Linked DNA regions of Homo sapiens: region 2 is linked to region 1. A link is a loop called in an ENCODE intact Hi-C map of the cell type or tissue named here. Cell type or tissue: prostate gland. All regions are shown on one strand. Links, peaks and the distances in the headings refer to the core of each region. The heading gives the core; the rest is flanking DNA. Region 1 overlaps SEMA3C (semaphorin 3C). Region 2 overlaps SEMA3C (semaphorin 3C).

Region 1 (8,730 bases), core at 506-8,505:
TGCCTGTGCAAGTACCTTTTTTCTATAACGAATTCTTTTCCTCCTGGTAGATACCCAGTAGTGGGATTGCTGGATCAGATGGTAGTCCTACTTTCAGTTCTTTAAGGAATCTCTACACTGTTTTCCATAGCGGCTGTACTAGTTTGCATTCTTACCAGTAGTGTAGAAGTGTTGCCTGTTCACCACATCCACACCAACATCTACTGTTTTTTTTTTTTTTTAATATTTTGATTATGGCCATTCTTGCAGGAGTAAGGTGGTATTCCATTGTGGTTTTGATTTGCATTTCCCTGATCATTAGTGATGTTGAGCTATTTTTTTTTTTTTTTTAAGATGGAGTCTCGCTCTGTCACCAGGCTGGAGTGCAATGGCACGATCTTGGCTCACTGCAACCTCTGCCTCCCAGGTTCAAGCAATTCTCCAGCTTCAGCTGTTCCTTTTGCTGTGCAAAACCCTTTAGCTTAATTAAGTCCCAACTATTTATCTTTATTTTTATTGAATTTGCTTTTTGGGTTCTGGGTCATGAAATTCTTGCCTTAGTCTAGAAGGGTTTTCCAGTGTTCTCTTTTAGAATTTTTATAGTTTCAGGTCTTAGGTTTAAGTCATTAATCCATCTTGAGTAGATTTTTGTATAAGAAGAGAGATGAGGATCCAGTTTCATTCTCCTCCATGTGGCTAGCCAATTATCCCAGCACCATTTGTTGAAAAGGATGTCCTTTCCCCACTTTATGTTTTAGTTTGCTATGTTGAAGATCAGTTGACTGTAAGTATTTGGGTTTATTTCTGGGTTCTCTATTCTGTTCCAGTGGTCTGTGTGCCTATTTTATACCAGTACCACGCTGTTTTGGTGACTATGGCCTTATAGTATAGTTTGAAATCAGGTAGAGTGATTCCTCAAGATTTGTTCTTTTTGCTTAGTCTTGCTTTGGCTATACAGGCTCTTTTTTGATTCCATGTGAATTTTAGAATTGTGTTTTTTCTAATTATGTGAAGAATGATGGTGGTATTTTGATGGGGATTGCATTGAATTTGTAGATTGCTTTTGGTAGTATGGTCATTTTCACAATATTGATTCTACCCATCCATGAGCATGGGATGTGTTTCCATTTGTTGGTGTTGTCTGTGATTTCTTTGAGCAGTGATTTGTAGTTTTCCTTGTAGAGGTCTTTTGACTCCTTGGTTAGGTATATTCCTAAGTATTTTATTGTTTTTTTGCAGCTATTGAAAAAGTGGTTGAGTTCTTGGTTTGATTCTCTGCATGGTCGCTGTTGGTACACAAGCTACTACTGACTTGTGTATCTTAGTCTTGTATCTGGAAACTTTGCTGAATTCTTTTATCAGTTCTAGGAGCTTTCTGGAGTCTTTAGGGTTTTCAAGGTAAATGGTCCTATCATCAGCAAACAGTGACAGTATGACTTCCTCTTTACCTATTTGGATGCCCTTTATTTCTTTCTCTTGTCTGATTGCTCTGGCTAGGACTTCCAGTACTATGTTGAAGAGGAGTGGTAAGAGTGTGCATTCTTGTCTCTTTCCATTTCTTAGATGGCATGGTTTCAGCTTTTCCCCATTCAGTGTTATGTTGGCTGTGGGTTTGTCATAAATGACTTTTATTATATTGAGGTAGGTACCTTGTATGTCGATTTTGCTGAGAGTTTTAATCATAAAGGGATGCTGGATTTTGTCAAATGCTTTTTCTGCATCTGTTGAGATGATCGTGTGATTTTGGTTTTAAAATCTGTTTATGTGATGTATCACATTTATTGACTTGCATATGTTAAACCAGACTTGCATGTGTTAAATCATCTGAGATGCATTGTTTAATTCAACACTGTATTCTTAGAGCCTAGTACAATGGTTGGTGAAGAATACTTACGCAAAAATATTCTTTGAAATAACAAATGTTGCAATTTAAATCATAGTTGCATTCTATAACCTTTGAGATCAGTCTTCTAAAGGCTTTAAATGTTTAAATTCATAGCTATTTAATTTGTGTGAACAGTGCTCAGTTTTGTTTTAAATCTACCTTGTTATATGTTTGACTTGACATATTGCCACAAATAACCTCTTATTAAATGTGATTTAGATATACAATGAAGTAACTTCTAAAATTTGGACATTTTATGGACTATTTAAAGGAAGGTCTAGAATATTGAAAACCATGGCAAGCAAATATGTAATATCATGCTATTAAGTGGCAAATTTAACTGAAACATATTATATATTATAAATAACTGAATCATTTTGTAATATATATAGTAAGTTTTCAGAACTAGTTGATCTAGAAGCTGTTGCCCTGTGAAAATACTCTATATGTATAAAAAATATGTATTTCTTTTCAATAATAGATAAACTGATGCTTTAGGAATAATTCTTAATAATCGAAGTTTTTCTGAACAGGGGAGAAAACATTTTTTTCATGCGTTTTATACTGAAAGTCTGCCCTGTAGTGCTGTTGTGAGGGAACAGGATGGCAAAGGAATGTTCATATTGGTATGTTCTCATTTTCTCATGTTTGATCAACTGGATAAAGGCCTTTGTTAATTAAGTGAAAATCCATATTATTTCTTTCAATATGCCTTTGATTTAAAGTCACACATAAACTATGTCAACATTACTGGCACTCAATAAACAAACATGAGTTAAAGAAGAATTGTTGAAAGTATGCTTCGAAGGTAACTACAGAAGAAAAGCACTCACCAAGCAGTAGGTCTCCCCAAACAGAATTTTTCAAACCCCACACCTGTCTTTATGGTATCCTATGAAAAGGACCTCATGAGCAAACAGATGTTTGTGTGGGTGGCCTCGTCTTCGCTGTTCATGCCTTTTGATTGAATGCACTTATCCGTTCTGTTTCTGTCACTGCTAGAAGAGTAATGACCATGGGCCCTTGACCTTGGCAGTTTGGGATCTCAAACCTCAACTCTGAATTTTTACCCATTAAGCTTAGATCTTGCTCTCTGATTGAGATCACTTTAACTCTATCAAATGGAAACAGGATAATGTCTCTGTAATACTCAGCTTGGTGAGCAGAGCTCAGGCTATAGTTTTTACTATGTTAAGTCAGTTTTCTCTACCACATTGCCGCTGTGTTTTAAGGGGTGCAGTTGGATCTATTGTATGTCCAGAGCCACATGTTAATGGAAATATGATGGTGCTGCACTGTGAAAGGAGACATGATAGACATGGTAATGTGTCTTGAGGAAGAAATAAAAGTATCATCAAAATATTAAGGCAGAAATTCAAAAATAGTTGGCCATTAGGAGAAGGTTTATAATCTTTTATTAAAAATATTTTTATGATTATAAATTTATACCATTAAACCATGGTCATAGTTTACTTATAGTCATAGGTATAGTTTACTTTAATCATAAAAACTAACCAATAGTTCATTTATTCTTGGAAATAGTATTATTGCTGAATAAGTAGGATAAAAACACTAGTCTATACGTATTTGCTAAGCATACATATTACTAAAAGGATTATTTTAGAAGAACTAAGATATTTGAATAAAAGCTAAGTGGTCGTTCTATAGTCTTTTATATTTTATGCCTATTATTAATTAGAATATTGTTTCCCAAGTTTAAATGAGTTTATAGCACACAGATGAGACATTTTTGAAACCCGATTATTTTAAAAAAAAAAATAGTGTCTAGCAGACTTACAAAGGGACTCCTAAACCAAAACACATGTGAAAGGTGTTAGAGATTGCTAAATTTCAGTTCAGTTCAGAAACATTTTCTGTGCCAGCCAGCCAGCCAGCCACTGAGCTGTCATCACCAAATAAGGCCTCGTGGCTTGCCTCAGAGAGGAGCTTACCATGCAGTGGACTCAAAAGACAGCTAAATGGAGGCTGTCAGCAGACTGTGGCAACAGGAGGGTGCTAAGTTTGAAAATGTGTGCCGCCAAACTATTGTTAATATAGAATACACATACAGAAATCAGCTAAACTTTGCGTTTGACTTAAATCTTTTCTTTTTGTTTTCAACATATGGAATTCAGTTTATGCAGTTGTCTCGAAGTGATTAAGAGAACTAGTTGCTGTCCTGACTTAGAGAGGCTCTTCTGAGCATTTGTGAGCTTACTGGATCACCTGACACTTGGTAGAAATCTTTAGGATGAACTTGAAAATGATAGAGCAGAACAGGTATCCTCTCTAGGGAGCTCATCGGGTACTTTTTCAATACAACCACAAGCTGTAAGACAGGCATAACAAAACTTGATAATATACTTGTTCTAAACAGAAGGAAATGATTTCTACATCTAAAGGCATTAAGGAAAACAAAAAGTTATATAAATATGTATGTATGCATAAACATATAACTAGGATAAACCATTACAGTGGCTCATCTCTATAGGAAAAATAAATATGCTTCTTTGCACCTACACACACACAAACACACATACACACACACACCGTTCTTTTTTTTCTTGAGTTTTCACCACTTTATTTTTTTTTGGATTTATGGTCTAAGAACTAAGGTATGATGAATGCCTGTTTCACGAGGGAGTTTCAAAGGTTTCAAACGATAGGAAAAGATCAAGGAAAGAAAAGAAAAGCCTGAAAAGTTGAAAACTCTTGTAAAGTCTGAGTGTTATAATAAAGAGGACAAATGATGCACCTCTAACCGAGGGGCCCAAACTTTATCCTTTTTAAGATACCATTCTGTTCTACACATCTTGGGTTCAGTTATTCATATGGAGAATTACCTCGAATTCATACTTGCTCTATTTAAAGTGGGAACTAGTCTGGGCCAAAGTACATTTGCTGTAATTAAACACTCCAAGGTCACAAAGGAGGATGTGAAAAGCATGGCCTCTAATATGTATGCATTTTGAATGACTCAACCTGATATAACTCAAGCTTTTTGTTTCTGTTTATCTTAGGTATTTTAAAAATAGCCTTTTCATTTTGTGCACTCTCATTTGAGCATGTGTGATTTGTAAACACACAAAACTAATGCCTATTATTTATTTAATAATTTCCTCATCTTTAAAAATAGGAACTGGAATTCCTCCTCAAAATGTCTGTGGTTTTACAAATTTACAACCTAAAACTCTAATCTCAAACTATCTTAAGAGCAGTACTCTAGCTTATTGTAAATTATTCACAGTTTTTTTCAGTTTGGAATATATCTGGACATCTGTATAACTAAACATTTTCCTCTGGGATCTGGTATCTGGTCATCAGTTAAACCAAATGGAAGCCATACAGGCAAACATATTTGGTCTGTCATGATGTATATCAGTGCTTCTCAAACCTGCTTGAACCTCAGTATCATACGGGAGATTTTTTAAAGTATGCATTTTGAGCCGCACCCAAAGAAACTGTGATCTAGTAGTTTAGAGTACCTGTTTTTGTAAAACTCACCTGAAAGCCTTCCTCCTTATACAAATAACTAGGAGTATAAGCCATCTTGGATAGCAAATACCTAATATTTATTTTCAATATGTCAATGCTAGAAGTGTGATTGAGTCTTTTAGACACATAAAAATATTAAGGTAAATTTTAAGCCATATCATAACATAACAGGATTCCCCATATTATAATCTGATATCTGAATATTATAGAAGTTTTGGTATGGAAAAAAAAGGTCTATTTGAATGAGTTTTCCACTTTATGAACATAGAATATATTTGCCTATATTTAGAAACATCACATACAATAACAAAACATTAATAAGCATGACATGCAACTAAGACACTGTAAGTCTTTTTAGCAAAATTTTGAGCTAGTAAAAATTCTTGGTTTGTTTAGTTAGCAAAGAATATTTAGCTCTTTTACAAATTCTTCATACCAATTCTAACTTGTAACTAATATGATCAAACTATTTTCCCCAATATTACTCTCCTTTTATCAAGGGTCTAGAGAAATGAAATAGCTGACTGTGCTACCTAGAAAATAAGTTTTGATCGATTTAAATGCTTATAAAGATATTCTATTAATTTTTTACAAAGTATTTTTGAATGGGGAGAGACCCCTTTGTAGCACTTTATGGCTACTAATTAAAACAAAATCCTGATAAGCAATTTTCAAAAATTAACATATCTGAAGCAAATATTTTGTCTAATGATAAGCAATTCTGAGATGTCCTGGCTGAATTAGCAGTGAATCATATAATTTATACATTGGATTTTGTTTTTTCTCGTTTTTGTAATTTCTTGCCTTTTTAAAACTTTATTTTAACTGCTAAATTCTTACACAGTATTAATTTGGGGAGGTTTAAGAATATGTGGCATATGAGCACATCCTGAAAATTCAAATTTCCTTCATTAAAGGGCCCGTGTCACTGATGCCAAAACCTGCATGAGAGTGTTTATGTGCTCTTCTTGGGAAAATTGTGCAAATCATGAATTTGACCCTGTTAAGGAACACATATACACATATAACAAGGCAAATAAAACACATTTAATTCGGGAATTAATGAAAGGCAAAGGTGGAGGTCATGAGACACTTTTAAAAAATAGATATTGGTGATGAAATTTGTGAGGTTAGGACCGTAGTGACTGGTCCTCCCATTATGCAGTCGCATGTGGTTGTTAGAATGAAATAAGAGGGAGGAAGAAGGGAGGAAGGGGAGGATGGGGATAATGTTGATTTTCACTTCAAGGTTAATCCTGAGAACTGTAATTTTCATTCCAAATCATGGGGGAGGCAAATGGAATGTCCATTTAGGATGATAGCACCTTGAATTTCAGCCATACTTGGTGGCACAGGGGGCAGAATCTACCCTTGTTCTCCCAAGTCAGGACCTTTAGGCCCAGATTTAAGATTAGGTCCAGTTTCTTTTCAGCCTAGCTCATCAGCAGCAGAGATGTTTGTAGTGGATGAGTTTTATCTAGGAGCAGAAGTGTTGGTAAGATAATGAAATAATGTTTATAACATTTTTTTTCCAGAAAAGAGTTTATATTCGCAAAGCTCATTTGTTTATTAATCCTTTAAACTCCAAGCCTGAGGTGTAAGGATTTTTTTTTTTTTTCAGCATAAATTCCTATTCCAACCTAGTTTTTTTTTTTTTTTTTTTTTCCTTAACCAATGCAGAATTGTGTACACTTTGAAAATCTCTGGCTGGGCTGTCACCATGATGTTGAATGCTGTGCTGCATGGCAGTGCCAGCCTTTCTCTGCTTGTGCTAATCTTCATTCCTACCGGGTTATCATTTCGTTAGTTCACAGTTATTTCATATTCATGTTGCTTTTTTGTTCAGATGTGGATGTATTATTATATATAAGAAGTGGACGTGGTTTGCCTGCCTGCTACATGTAGAAGAGAATGAACAGAAAACATCAAATGTTCTAAAATGTATCCTCAAAGGGGTCATTTAAAAAAATTCAGATAATCTGTCAAATCCATTGTTATCCTGATATCTTTACAGAATTGGAAGAACAGTGAATTTTTACCTGCATATTTATGGTGAGCCCTTCAAAAAAATAATAAAAATTTAAAAATACTCCAAAAAATTTGATAACTATGTTTAATAAAAAATTCCTTTGCTAATGTGTGAAATACTATTAAAAACGATGTTATCTCCTTATATTTAATAGATGTGACCTTTTTTAGGAAGCAAGAAATACATTCACAAAAGCTCATCTTTTTCATGAATTCATGATTCTGAGACTGCTAACTCCTTGCCGAGTCTAGTTAAAACGTAACATGAATGATTGAGGGACGTTATTTTTTTAAAGAGCTGCATGTTGAAGTGAAATCTAAACACAAGCAAAAAAGTTAACTCCCCAGCTCAAACTAGTGTTAGGAGTGAATATTTCAAAGAAGGCAAATTATTAAAATTGTCATCTCCTTTTATTGTCACTACTAGTTGCCTTGTGTTTTGTATCATGTTGACTCCACTAGAGTCATCCAGCCTTGAGATTCAGAAGAGAGATTCTGAACTCAGACTGCCAGGGAGCCAGCCCTGATTCTGCCGTGAATGTGGGCACATTATTGAAACATTTCTGCCCTAGTTTCCTCAGATTAGGATAAAATAATTTTCATGGGGCCAGACGTAGTGGTTTACCTTGTAATCCCAGTGCTGTGGGAGGCCAAGGCAGGAGGATTGCTTGAATTCAAGAGTTCTAGACCAGCCTGGGCAACATAGCGAGACCTGTCTCTATGAAAAATTTAAAAATTACCCAGGAATGGTAGTGCTCACCTGTAGTCCTGGCTACTCCAGAGGCTGAATTGGGAGTTCAAGACTGCAGTGAGCTATGATCATGTCACTGCACTCCAGCATGGGAAGCAGAGTGAGACACTGTCTCAATAATAATAAAATGACAATAATAATAATTTTCATATGTGGAATGACCATCCATTATAGTTTTCCAAGGACAGTCCCTGTTTGTGCCAATTGTCCTGAAGTAATTACTGCTAGCTTTCTCCTTTCACTTTAAAATATGTTCCATTTTGGATAATAACTTATAGTCTTTTCATTTACATAGCTATTGTGAATGTTAAATGAGATGATCCGTAATCATGGAAAGGGCTTAGAGAAATATTGCTTATGAATATAAGATTATTATATTGTATATTATTCTAATATCAATAAAAGAATTGACAAGGGAAATCCAAAGAGCATGCATGCTTTAAATAGCATGGCCTTCCAAGATAGCTTCAAAATGTCTGTTGGCAAAAATCTGGTTACATCTTATCTAATATCTAAATACAGAAACAATGTTGTTCCATTTGTGGATCCACATTCCAAAAGTTTCAAACCACTATAGTAATGAAATGCAAAC
Region 2 (8,730 bases), core at 283-8,282, 77 kb after region 1:
CAGGAGTCTCTTGAGGATCCCATCCTAATAGGAAAGTGTGTGCTGTGACACTGCCCCTGCCAACAGCATCTTACTGAAGAGATGGTAGCGCGCTTAGCCACTGGACCTTATTGTCATAACCGGCTGCATTATAATTTTTAAACAATGATTTCAATTTACCTGAGTCTCTAACAACCAGTATATTGGTATAAAATATTTACTGTGGCCAGGCACAGTGGCTCACGCCTGTAATCCCAGCACTTTGGGAGGCCAAGGCCAGCAGATCACCTGAGGTCGGGAGTTTGAGACCAGCCTGACCAGCATGGAGAAACCCCATCTCTACTAAAAATACAAAATTATCCCGGCATGGTGGCGCATGCCTGTAATCCCAGCTACTCGGGAGGCTGAGGCTTGAACCCGAGAGGTGGAGGTTGTGGTGAGTGAAGATTGCGCCATTGCACTCCAGCCTGGGCAACAAGAGTGAAACTCTGGTGAAATTTCTCCCAAAGAGAGTTCTCTCTTCCTGTTTGTTACTAAAAGGGACAAAATAGCTTTTTTAGGGGAGAATCACAGGTCATTGTCCCAGGATTTCCTAGCATTATATATCTAACTGTCTTGGGAAGGAGAAAACATTTCTTGGGTGTTTCCAGGTCCCCTAGTGTCAGACAGCCCTTCAGCTGTTATAAATGAATGATGATGCTCCAGTTATTGGCACAGTGAAGCAAGTTTCTCTTTTGGCTTTTCTTCTGTATCATCATGGAAAATTCAGGGGAACTCAATGAAGATATTATTTGTCAAAGAAGATGCCATAGGGGAAACTTATGTGACAGTTCATTGGAATGCAAATAGGATTTCATGTAATGATATTCACTTTGAATATTATGAATGATTTTGTAGCTTACAGAATCTCCATGGTAGTTGTGTGGGCTCCGTGCCTGGTAACTGTTACAGTTAGCCCAATACCATTATCGTGTACAACTCTGGCTGAATTTGAGATACTGACCTTCTACTCCCATCAAACTGCATCAGATTATTTTTTGTGTTACCAGATATCAAGCAAAATTAATTATTAATTAATTTAAAAAGAAAAGGAAAAAATGGAGGGAGGAAGGGAAAGAGGAAGTAAGGAAGGAAAAGTGAGCGTTGTCCTCTGACCTTTTATTTCTTATGGTTTTCATTACTGGTATCTAGTCTATGGGTTGGCAAACTAATAATATAACCTATGGCCCAAATCTAGCCCACCATATGTTCTGTATGGTACATACACTAATAATGTTGTTTTGTATTTTTAAGTGGTTGAAAAAGTAAAAAGCAGAATATCTCATGAGCAGTGAAGATTATATGATTTTTAGATTTCAGTGTCCATAGAGAAAGTTTTATTAAAATATAGCCACACCCATTCATTTACATTTCATCTGTGGCTGCCTTTGTACTACAGAAGCAGAGTTGATTAGTTGCCACAGAGACCTTTTAGCCAGCCAAGCCAGAAATATATATATTTTGGCCTTTTACAGAAAAAGTTTGCTTGTCACTGTTTTGGTTGATAATTGTAAATTTTTTAAAAAATTAATACTTCTTCAAGAAGCTATTTTCTAATATGTAGATATAATACAGTAATTCATTATGTTGCCCAAAATTAATATTTCTTCTTTTATCTTGAGTAAAAAAAAATGCTGCTACTTTGTTAAAATTTAAGCTGGAAACTACATTTATTTATTTTCCCACCCATTCCTGATACTACTGTCTATAAAAAAAAAATCACAGGTTGAAAAAATGTATTTTAAAATCAGCACTTGGTTTTATTCTGTAGCATTAGGGCTCTAGGTGTTTTTATGTTCTTTATCTCTCTTTTTTTTTTTTAATCTTGAGGAAGGGCTATAAAACAGCAGGCAAGGGTTCTCATAGGATTAACATTTCTATTTTAACTTTGCCACCTACTGCTTACATCCAGGCTGTTTGTTCAAAGCAGACTGTGTAACACAGTCAAGAGATTTTTGCCAGTTTTCCTTTTGCTTCTGGAGTTATGAAAATATTTAAGTGTCTAGGTCAGGTTCAGAGACATTCTGTAAAATTTATATTTTTAGCATTATACATGAATCAGAATGACGTGGTTTTTGATGAAAGAGTGAGAGTATTCTTATGAATGGGTGTTAGAGGTTTAAGATGATTTAATGCTATTATGATTTTTTAGTGTAGGGTCAATACATGTGTTCTGCTAACATTCTTATATAGTGTATACTGTTTCATGCTTCTTATTAGCTTCCGTTTAACTGGAGGAGTACTAAGTTGGAACATTGGTTCCAGGAAGTCCTCTGAAAGTGTGGAGTTTTGAAGTGTGTGTCACATATGTGAATAAAGCTTTAAAATGCTTGCCTTGTAGCATTAGAGGATAACTGCCTTCATAGTAACTAACCAGTTCTGGCAGTTGCATCTCTTGGAATGGCACACTTAATGAACTGCAGAGCCAGGAATTTTGATTTTTAAAGAACTCCTTAAAATACCCCATGTAAAATTTGATAGCTGGAGCAGTGCATGTGAGTTCAGAAACGATGACTGTCAGCTAGAAGTTGTGTGTGAATGTCACTCTGAGGATGTCTAGACGTCTCCTTTGCTTTGGCGTAAGGAAAAAACCCTTTGTAAGTTACTGATTTTTAATAACATCGTGGGTCACTGCTTTCCAAAGCAGAATGTGGAAACTTCTGAGAGTTTACCATAGATTCTACAGGGATTTTCACAGCAGGAAATACTAATGGAACAGAGTGGAACGATGGCTGAATTGATGGGAGATAGATGATAAGTCACGGTGTCATGACTACTTGATCATGTAGAAGAGTAGCAAAGAGAGGTATGTGAAGAGACAGGGAAAGAAAAGAACATAGCCCTGAGTGAATGCTAATCTAGAGGCAAATGTTGTCATTTACATTTTACTCTAAAAAGAGAACTTATTAAAAATAAAAATACAGCTCATTGCTGAAAAAATTTGTTTCAAAAAGCAGCATTATTTTTCTTTAAGCTACTCTTCAGAGACCTGTTATTTTAAGGACAACGTAAAATCTCATGTAATGATTGTATAAAGATATAGACATATAATGTGTCATATATATGTTAATATATATGATAATTGGTTCTAGTCTGCTCAAATTACCCATTTACTATTTAGTATTCTGGCTTAGGCAAATAAATATATATTTACAGATTTCTAAAATATTTTATTACTATTATAATGATGCTAATTAAATTTATCTGCAGTGCTTATCTTTTTCCAGTAATGCTAAATAAATTATTTCATCCAACCCTTATAAATATCATATGAAGAATTGTAACAATGTAGGTGCCATGGAGGGCAGGGATATGGGTTTGATTGATTTATTGCTGTATCCTTAGTACCTAGACTAGTGCATCACTCAGAGTGTGCACTCAAGAGGTATTATTTGAATGAATGAGTTGCATTTATTATTTGTCATTGTTTTTGGGCAGAATCACAGATAAGTTAATATCATAGAGATAGCAGTTAATATATAATACAACCAGAATATAAACCCATGCTGTCTGATTTCATATATTGAGCATTTATTCTCTTCACATTTTTACCTCATTTACCATAACTACTTTACATTTTTTCCTTAAATGAAGTTCATTTCATTTATATTTTCTCATTTTACTATGAATTAAATGTTTCATCCACATATATCATGATAATATCCCTGATGTGTTGACAGTCAGCGTTAGCATTGGCATTGCTTTGTTTGAGTGATAGCACTCATTTTAACCCATCCATATGTTACTACCAAGTCTTACATGTGAACAAGATTAATCTTGAACAAGGTGACAGAGAAGACTTGGACGAACTGCACCTTGGAACCGACTGAATTTTTGTGTGTGAATTAACTTATGTGCTCGAATTTAACCTGTGAATTTGATATGTTTATGTCAGTTACATTATGCCTAGGAAGAAAGGAGATAAAAATTGGGGGTGAGAGGGGAAGATGTGGAAAGGGAGTAGAACTTTACCTTCATTTTTGATGTATCACTAAATTTTTGCCCATTTAAAATTTGTTTTAAATTGGGACTCATATCTATATTCAAAATGTCTTGCATGCTCACCAAAACACCCATCAAACTCTTTGGCATTTTTTTTTCTTAATTAAAATGGATTCTGCATATATTTGGAGAGTTTGGAATATCATGCAAGGACCTAGTGGCTCTCAGCAGGAGGACAGAGGGCAGTGATTCACTTTGCACCACTGGCTCATTTACTACTGAATCCCTGATGTTTCTCTAGATGACTTGAAAACAATTACAGTCAGACCACATCCCTGAGTGTTGCCCCTATTTAACCCTCTGGTGATAGGAATGTAAGGAAAATTTTCTAGCCTGAAGACATTAAATGATGCAGTCTATTGTCTGTGTGTCAAGAATAAACAGCCACACTAAGTTTTTGTTCTTGATGTGCTGCCAAGTTTCCCTGAGGCAGACTTGGCAGGCTTTGTCCCAAGGAGAAGAATTCACAGCCTGCTGCTGAGCCAGGCCAGGCCTTCCCTATGTGAATATCCATAGGAAGGCTATAGCTGCCAGTTGTGGTGGCGGTTTTTGCAGAAAGCTGGCTTTTAAAATTTTTTATTGAACTTGGGAAAGTTCAAATTCTAGAAAATAGAAGGAAATGTTTCATTATAGAATGCGAAATATAGTTTAAGTTGGAATGAAAAGATCTGAAAACAGAGTTTCTGAGGAAGTCTGTGGTATTAGAGTCGTATGTGTTGCAATGAGTTGCATTCTTATTCTTCTCTTCCACTAATGGGGTGGGCAGAATAATGCCTCTGTCCCAAAAGATCTCTATGTCCTAATCTCTGGAACTGGGGACTTGTTATCTTACTTGTGAAAAGGAACTTGCAGATATGTTTAATGTTACAGACTTTTGAGATGGGGAGATTTTCCTGAATTGCTTGGGTGTGCCCAGTCTAATCACATGAGTTCTTAAAAAGCAGAGCTTTCCTGGCCATTGTTAGAGATGTGATAGTGGAAGAAGTGTCAGAGAAATGTGACTTAGCTGGCTTTGGAGATGGAGGAATGAGACCATATGCCAAGGAAAGCGGGTGGTCTCTAGAAGCTGGAAAATGCAAGGATGTATGTTCATTCTCCCTAAAGCATGCAGAAAGGAACCCTCTCAAAATCTTTTTTTAGTGCAGTGAGACCTGTGATGGAGTTCTAGTTTACAGAACTCTAAGGTAATAAATTTGTGTTGTTTTATGAGACAGGGTCTTGCTTTGTGGCTCAGGCCAGAGTGCAGTGGTGTGATCTCAGCTCACTGCAATCTCTGCACCCTGGGCTCAGGTGATCCTCCCATCTCAGCCTCCGGAGTATCTGGTACTACAGGTGCACACCACCGCGCCTGGCTAATTTTTCTATTTTTAGTAGAGATGGGGTTTCTGCACGTTGCCCAGGCTGATCTTGAACTCCTGGGCTCAAGCCATCTGCCCACCTCAGCCTCCCAAAGTGCTGGGATTACAGGCATGAGTCACTGCACCTGGCCTTTAATGTGTGTTTTTAAGACACTAAATTGGTAATAATTTGTTCATGACAGCAATAGAAACTTAATACAACTAGCTTTTGAGTTATGGCTTAATCTATGCTTCTTTTAATAATTTTTTAAAACAAAGATTAATCAATCCTGATGTTTAAAACTCTGGAAATGTCCTTAGTGATTTATGCAAAAAGATAACATGTTATGTTCTAGAGCTCTTTCTCAACCAGTATAGAATAACATAGTAATATATCACAAAGATGTCATTTATTCAGTCATTAGAATTTATTGAGCTTATTGCACTCCAGGACTTATGATATATAAAGAAAAATGGCAACATCACTTTCCTTTAAGAATCTCTTGACCCAATGGAGGAGACAATTTAATCCAATTCAATGAATATTTATTTCACATGGGAGTGGCTGCCTGATACATATTTGAGATAGTTTTCTATTGCTGTATAACAAGTTACCACAAAATTTGTGGCTTAAGACTACATACATTTATTATCTTAGAGCTCCTAAGGATGATTGCTTAGCTAGCCTCTCTGATCAGGGTATCACAAGGTTGTAATCAAAATTTAGCCAGGCTGCATTGTTTTTTAAAGTTCAAGGTCCTCATCCAAACCCACCTGGTTTTTGGCAAAATTCAGTTCCTTGCTTTTGCAGAAGTAAGGTCCTTAACTCCTTGAGGCCACCCACAGGTTTTTGCACATAGATCTCCTCATTGGCTCTTTAAAATGTGGTTGTTTGCTTCTTCAAGGCTAGTAGAGTCTCTCACTTCAATCTGCTGAGATGGGGTCTCATATAATCATAATCTTGGTATTGACATACCATCACTTTTATATTTTTCTGTTGCTTAAAAGCAAGCCACATGTTCCACCTGCACTCAAGAGGAGGAGTTATACAAGAGCATGACTCATTAAGGGTCACCTAAGAGTGTGTCAGCCATGACCCATACACATTTTTAGGTAGATCATTTTCACGATGATGTAGAGGATACATTAAAGACAGAGAAAAGAAAATGAGACTTTTTTTCTGTTATAGGTAAGAAATGATGAGAGCCTATAAATTAAGACAGGGGTTAGAAATGACATTATCCGATCTAAAAGGTATTTGGGAGAAAGAAAGGACCTGATGATAAAAATTGATTTGTGGCTTGATTGGTAGATATATGACTTGGCAAATGGGGGAAAGAAATAGCATTGACTGATCAAGGTAAGAGAGAATCAGCAATCAGATTTGGAGAGTAATGAATTCCTTTTTTTTAAAATAAATGGCACACTTATCTCCTCTTTTGACCTACTATGCATGAGAGTCTAAATTGATCACTTAAAATACATTATTTCATTAAAACCACACAGCAACCCAATGAAAATCATTATCCCCATTTTACAGTTGTGTAAACTGAGGCTTTGAGACATTAAATGCTTGCTTAGGATGGCAAAGCTAGTAGGAACAATAATTAAATTCAAGCTCAGTTCCATCTCACATCAAGTTGAAGATTTGGTGGACTATTCAGACAGATAAGTCAAAGAGGGTGTTATAGAGAGCACTGTGCTGGAGCTGGAGATCTGGGAGTCATTAGCAATGTGGGTGATAGCTGAATCCATGAAAATGCTTGAAGTCACTCTAGGAGACCATGCAGATAAGGAATTTAACTCTTGGAGCTCATTTAAGGGGTGGGAAAATAAAGAATATTTACCAAGAAAATGGAGAGTGATCATACAAGTAACAGGAGAATAAAAGAATGTGATATTGTGGTGGCCTTGAGAACAAACACTAAAAGGAAGGAAGATGCGGTGGTCAAGATCATCAGATGTGGCACTGTTATAGCTGAGTGCCCTGGTAGTAGGTTATTTTCCTCATCCTATCTTCTTACATGCTAGTAACATTTGCCAGGAGAATAACCATTCCAGATGGAAAGACCTGAGACATGAACAGAAAGAAGTAGGAAGAGGTTAACAATGCAAGTAAATGGGTTGTTTGATGACCACATTCTGAGAGGAAAGATGTTTTCCTTACCCAGGCACCTAGAAATGTAGATAGATATTCAAGGCCAGTTTATGTATGTGGTTTAAACTTTGAAAACTAACACAGAAGAACCTATCTTATGATAAAAAATGGTGCAAGAAAACAGGTTGAGTGACCATACAATTCATGAATCCCAGATGAGTAATTCTTCTCCCCAAACAGTAAAGGATTAAATAGAGAAGATTAGCCCCGAATTTACATCTTTGGACATGTAGTTGTTGTATCCTTTGTAGGATCAGTAAAAACTTACATAATAAACCTGCATTATTGAAGGTGTGTCAGTTTATCTGAAATTAAAATATAAATAGAAACAATTCTTAATGTAAAGAAACAGGAATACTAAAATGTGATATGTAATTTTTAGTAATTCACAAAGTCCTAAAACATTAATTTTAGTGATTGCTGAGGCCCTATGTGAATATTCTTTAGCTATATCACAGGAAATAATGGTAATAATTCATTTTTTGATGGATTATCACTTGAGCCAATACCATATTATGGGGGTTTTTTTAACCCTCACAGAGAAAATTTGCTTCTAGAACCAGAATATACAAACTTATTAAACACTTTTTGACACATTAGATATAGCAGATATTTTTATGAGGACAGACACCTTAGTTGAATAAATAAAGTATGAAGTCACATCTTAAAAGGGAACATTTTGTTGTTTTCTGATTTTTTGGTATGCTTCAATTAAATCAAAACATAACTTAGTCACTCATTATACAATTTCTAGTTTAGTAAAACCACTGGCCTTAAGATGTCTCTTTCAGCTTTGTCCCAGAAATCTATTTTTCAATTAACCTGCCTAAAGGTTTAACTCTGAAACTTTCTACAGCCATGATGGATGCAAGCATGTGTGTGCACCTGTAAAATTCTATATCAACATATGGCAGTGTGGTATGTAGATCAAGAGATATTCCCATAGTCACCATTTCTAATTTTGGTTGTGACTTCACCAAAACCTTGTATAAAACCAAATACAAGGTTGGGTGCAGTGGCTCACGCCTGTACTCCCAGCACTTTGGGAGGCCGAGGTCGGTGGATCACCTGAGGTCAGGAGTTTGAGACCAGCCTGGCCAACATGGCAAAACCCCGTCTCTACTAAAAATACAAAAATTAGCCAGGCGTGGTGGCACGCATCTGTAATTCCAGCTACTCAGGAGGCTGACACAGGAGAATCGCTTGAACCCGGGA

Evidence for each region. A loop is a pair of places that touch in the nucleus more often than their neighbours do. Peaks named below come from ENCODE experiments on the same cell type or tissue, not always from the same donor. Only the 100,000 strongest peaks of a DNase experiment are listed, where the experiment ranks them.
Region 2: it touches region 1 in a loop (4-fold over the local background); 2 of 110 quality-filtered maps call a loop at or near these places.

Annotation. Positions count from the first base shown.
Region 1 is chr7:80,854,831-80,863,560 of GRCh38, reverse strand. All of the region lies in intron 2 of SEMA3C (semaphorin 3C), which reads left to right. Among named protein-coding and RNA genes, the nearest start is that of SEMA3C, 60 kb to the left of the region's middle. In prostate gland, for the core only: no CTCF peak of the experiment used is centred there; a DNase peak (open chromatin) is centred at 3,780; H3K27ac peaks cover 784 bases.
Region 2 is chr7:80,777,381-80,786,110 of GRCh38, reverse strand. All of the region lies in intron 12 of SEMA3C (semaphorin 3C), which reads left to right. Among named protein-coding and RNA genes, the nearest start is that of SEMA3C, 140 kb to the left of the region's middle. In prostate gland, for the core only: no CTCF peak of the experiment used is centred there; a DNase peak (open chromatin) is centred at 4,460; H3K27ac peaks cover 1,913 bases.